2 separate regions of the Homo sapiens genome follow, and region 1 is linked to region 2. Evidence: read pairs that join two places in POLR2A ChIA-PET (ENCODE). Cell type or tissue: MCF 10A. All regions are shown on one strand.

Evidence for each region. Peaks named below come from ENCODE experiments on the same cell type or tissue, not always from the same donor. Only the 100,000 strongest peaks of a DNase experiment are listed, where the experiment ranks them.
Region 1: POLR2A ChIA-PET joins it to region 2 with 6 read pairs; 7 of 35 experiments call an interaction of 5 or more read pairs at or near these places.

Annotation. Positions count from the first base shown.
Region 1 is chr7:129,306,225-129,308,724 of GRCh38, reverse strand. The region is part of intron 1 of AHCYL2 (adenosylhomocysteinase like 2); the gene reads right to left. LOC124900234 (a long non-coding RNA gene) reads right to left here. Exons shown (of 2, transcript XR_007060519.1): 1 at 1-2,500. Among named protein-coding and RNA genes, the nearest start is that of AHCYL2, 82 kb to the right of the region's middle. In MCF 10A, no CTCF peak of the experiment used is centred here; DNase peaks (open chromatin) are centred at 484 and 944.
Region 2 is chr7:129,227,512-129,230,011 of GRCh38, reverse strand. The region is part of intron 1 of AHCYL2 (adenosylhomocysteinase like 2); the gene reads right to left. Among named protein-coding and RNA genes, the nearest start is that of AHCYL2, 3.7 kb to the right of the region's middle. In MCF 10A, no CTCF peak of the experiment used is centred here; no DNase peak of the experiment used is centred here.

The sequences.
Region 1 (2,500 bases), 79 kb before region 2:
CTTAGAATAATTCTACTATCTGAATGTTTCTGTTTTTTAAATGAACATAAAGAATCTTCTCCTGAGAAGACATGGAGTAAGATAGCTGAATAGAAGTCTCCACTGATCATCCTCCCTGCAGGAACACCAAATTTAACAACTATCTACACAAAAAAAGCACCTTCAATTAGAATCAAAATCATGTGAGCAATCACAGTACCTGGTTTTAACTACATATCACTGAAAGAGGTACTGAAAAAGGCAGGAAAAACAATCTTGAAATGCAACAACACCCCTCTCCCATCCCCTGGCAGCACCCACATGGGCAATCTGTATGCTGTGGCAGGGAGAGCTCAGTGATTGTGCAACTTTGCATTGGAACTCAGTGCTGGCAACACCAGACAGGACTCAGCAGGTACCCACAGAGGGAGCATTCAGAAAAGCCCTAGCCAGAGGGGAATCACCCAACCCAGCAGTCATATCTGTAACTTCCATAAGGCCTGCTACCATGGGCTAAAGTGCTCTGGGGTTCTAAGTAAACTTGAAAGGCTGTCTAGGCCACTAGGACTACAACTCCTGGGCAAGTCCTAGTGCTGTGCTGGGCTTGGAGCCAGGGGACTTGAGGGGCACATAACTTAGTGAGATGTCAGCCAGGGTGGCTAAGGGAGTGCTTGCGTCACCCCTCCCTCAACCCAAGGCAGTGCAGCTTGAAGCTCCCAGCTTCAGAAGAGACCCCTTTCTTCTGCTTGAGGAGAGGAGAAGGAAGAGTAAAGAGGATGTTGTTTTACAACTTAGATACCAGTTCAGCCACAGTAGGAAAGAGCACCAGGCAGGATCATAAGGTCCCATTCCAGGCCCTAGCTCCCGGACATTTCTAGACATATCTTAGGCCAGAAGGGAAACAGTCCTGGCAGGATTCATCACCTGCTGACTAAACAGCCCTTGGGCTCTAAATAATCAGCAGCGGCAACCAGCTAGGACCTGCCATGGGTCTTAGGTAAGACTCTTGAGCCATGCTGACTTCAGGTGTGTCCCAGCAAATTCACGACTGTGTTGGCTATGAGGAGAGAATCCTTCTGCTTGAGAAATGGAGAGGAAAGAATAAAGGAGACTTTGTCTTGCAGCTTAGGTACCAGTTCAGTCAAAGTGGGGAAGAGTACCAAACAGGCTCTTGGGGTCCCTGATTCCAGGCCTTGGCTCTTGCATTGCATTTCTAGACCTACCCTGAGCCAGAGGGGAGCCCACTGCCCTGAAGGGTGAGTTCTAGGCCTGGCAGCATTCACCACAAGCTGACTGAAGAGCCCTTGGGCCTTAAGTGAACATCAGTGGTGCCCTGGTACTCATAGGCCTGTGGTGGTGGTGGTGGACATGGGAAGAGACTCCTCTGCCTGGGGAAAGGGTAGGGAAGAATAGGAAGGATTTGTCTTGTGGTTTCACTGCCAGCATAGCTGCAATGGAATAGGGCACCAAGTAGATTTCTTTCTAAGGTTTCCAACTCCAAGCGCTGGCTCCTGAACAGCATCTCTGGACTTGCCCAGGGCCCAAGGGAACTTGCCACCCTGAAGGGAAAGGCACAAGACTAGCTGGCTTCACTACCTGCTGACTGTAGAGCCCTAAGGCCTTGAGTGAACATACGCAGCAGCCAGGTAGTGGTCACAGCACCCCCTGGACAAGATTCAACACTTTACTGGCTTCAGGACTGACCCAATGCGTCCCAGTGTTGGTGGCCACAGGGCTGCTTGTGTTACCTCACCCCTAGGTCCAGGCAGTTCAGCACAGAGACAGAGAGAGACTCCGTTTGTTTGGAAGAAAGTAAGGTAACAAGAGTCTCTGCCTGGTAATCCAGAGAATTCATCTGGATCTTACCCAAGACCATCGAGGTGATACCTCTACGAGTCTGTATGAACTACAGCATTACTGGGTTTGGGGTGCCACTTAATGCAGATATGGCTGCAGTGACCAAAAACAGATCTCAACACCCAAGTCCCTTTGAATATCTGGAAAGCCTTCCCAAGAAGCACAGGTACAAATAAGCCCAGATTGCTAAGAAGTCAACAAATACCCAACTCTTCAATGCCCAGACACTGACAAACATCCACAAGCATCAAGACCAGGAGGAAAACATGATCTGACCAAACAAACAAAGTTAGGCATCAGAGGCCAATCTCAGAGAAACAGAGATATGTGACCTTTCAGACAGAATTCAAAATAACTGTTTTGAGGAAACTCAAAGAAATTCGAGATGACATAAGAAAGAATTCAGAATCTTATCAGATAAACTTAACGATGAAATTGAAATAATTAAAAAAAGAATAAAGCAGAAATTCTGTAGTGGAAAAATACAATTGACACACTGAAGAATGCATCAGAGTCTCTTAATAGCAGAATTGCTCAAGCAGAAGAACTGTGAGCCTGAAGACAGGCTATTTGAAAACACACACCCAGAGGAGACAAAAGAAAAAAGAATACAAAAGAATAAAGCACACCGACAAGATCTAGAACATAGCCTCAAAAGGGCAAA
Region 2 (2,500 bases):
CTTTGCAATTTTCAAAAGCTCTTATCAAAGATTGACTCATAGAGATGGTGAGGCTTAAAGAATAGGGAAAAAGTGTTAGCTGAACAGGAAGAAAGGGTATATTCCTCAGGTACTCCAAATTTATTTATAACTTTTAAAATATGGATAAATTTCTCAGATTATCAGTAAATTACCAGTGTGAAGCTGCATCATTGATCTTGAAATGCTTTTCTGTATAAGATGCTTTTATTCTCCTCTTCTAAATTTACAATTCTTTCAAGTTCTACATTTGTACAATTTTCTCCCATCCTCTTCCTAAAGCTCTAACTCAGACCTGCCTTACTTTGGTCTTGGGATGACCTAAGCCTTAGCCAGACAGACACGCCTTAGAGTTCACTTAGTATTCTAAAAGACCTCTGGGAGAAAGCAAGAACTCAGCATCTAAGAAGTTAGAATCACTGTGGCATAATGAAAAGGACATGGGCTTTGGAGACGGACAGCCCTGGATTTAAGTTCTACCTCTGACACTTTCTAGATGTATAACCTTGGGCAAGGCACTTAACCTCCCAGGATCTCATTTCTGCATCTATAAAATGGAAATAATGCCACCTACATCTCATAGTATGGTTGTGAGGATTACAGAACCCCTATGACAACTCCTGGCACATAAAAGGCTAATGGCTCACATCTGTAATCCCAGCACTTTGGGAGGCCGAGGCAGGCAGGTCACCTGAGGTCGGGAGTTTGAAAGCAGCCTGACCAACATGGAGAAACTTCATCTCTACTGAAAATAGAAAATTAGCCGGGCATGGTGGTGCATGCCTGTAATCCCAGCTACTCAGGAAGCTGAGGCAGGGGAATCGCTTGAACCCGGGAGGCGGAGGTTGCGGTGAGCTGAGATTGCACCATTGCACTCCAGCCTGGGCACCAAGAGTAAAACTCTGTCTCAAAAAAAAAAAAAAAAAAAAAAAGGCTAATTATTGGTAACTATTATTACAGACCAACTGCCAATTGCCTTACTGAACACTTTTCAGAGCAGTACTCTTGTAACAGGCAAAAGGAGTCATACTGCTACCACATTCCCATGTCTTTATCCAAAACATTCCATTTTAGTACTCTATAATTAACCAAATCAAGAGCTTAAACAATTCAGGACAAGAAGTGCTAACATGGCTCAACTCATTCTCTCCTGACAGCAACAAAGCCAGTGGAAGGTGGATATGTTTGCCAAAAGCAATAAAGGGTCTGTTTGAACACGGTCATTACTGATACTGATGTAAGCACAATCTAGTTGAGGTTCTTGGGCTTGCAGCCTTATTGTCAGAAAGTTTTAATATTTCTGAAATAAATCCTCTCCTGCCTTGTTTTCCCTGCTGTGCGCCAACACTCCTATCACTCATTTTCAAGAACACAAGGAAGAAATCCCTTTCAGCTAGTACTACCTCATTCCCTGTGGAACTTACCTTCCCATTTCCCAAATTACTTCTTATAGAGATTTTTGGCTTGCTGGGTTCACTTGATGTCAACTTATGAAAAAGGACACTATAATTAAATATATCATAGCCACATAACATGATCTGGCCCCCAGAGCATCGCAAGTTACAGGACGGAGGCAGGTGCCAAAGATAAGATGTGATTGAGTAACCTGCACACCATATGTTCCTTCTTATTAACTACTGCACTTGGGAATTCTGGCTCTTGTAAAAAGTTTATTCCCCTTGTGTGGCTGAGCAGAGTAACAAAACTAAGAAAACTGATGATATGTGAATGAAGTAAGGAAAACCATCTATGGAAATGTGACTTAAAATAAATGTTTATACATGAAAGTTAAAAAACAAATGCAACAGTCACCAGTTCCACAGCCAAAGGCAGCTATTTCAATACTAGTATTCTCAGTTCCTTCATATGCTATAAGAAAAACAGTAAGGAGTCAAGGTCAAAGTGGTTATTTACATAGACAATCTAAGAATCAACAAAGGCTCAACAAATCAAAATGTCACACTGCAGTTCCTTGGTGAGATGACTTTCAACTTAGGGAAAGGGCAGTCTTGGGCACTTATTTTGATTTAGCCAATTCAATATCAAGAAGGTTAAAGATTGGGCACCTGAAAAGCAGCTCAGCAATGCCCTGAATTTCGTCATCCAGCTGTATCCTTGCCCAGAGCTTCACCTGCTTAACTTTCAGCAGAGAAGTTGTTTTTTTGGTGCAATTAACATTGTAAGGCAAGCTCAGCCCTGCTTTACAATAGCCTTGAGGCTGCTGAGTATATCTACAATCATGGAACATACATTTGGTGCTGAAAAAACAGGAAGATGGTTCAACGACAAGGAAAGTGGTCAAGAAGCACATCTAGAATTAAGAAAAACAGACTCCAGTATGCTGGTCTTTGATTTTTTAACTTTTTTTTTTTTTTTTTTTTTTTTGAGACAAGGTCTCACTCCAGCACCCAGGCTAGAGTGCTCATTGCAGCCTCAACTTCCTGGGCTCAGGTGATCCTCCCACCCCGGCCTCCTGAGTAGC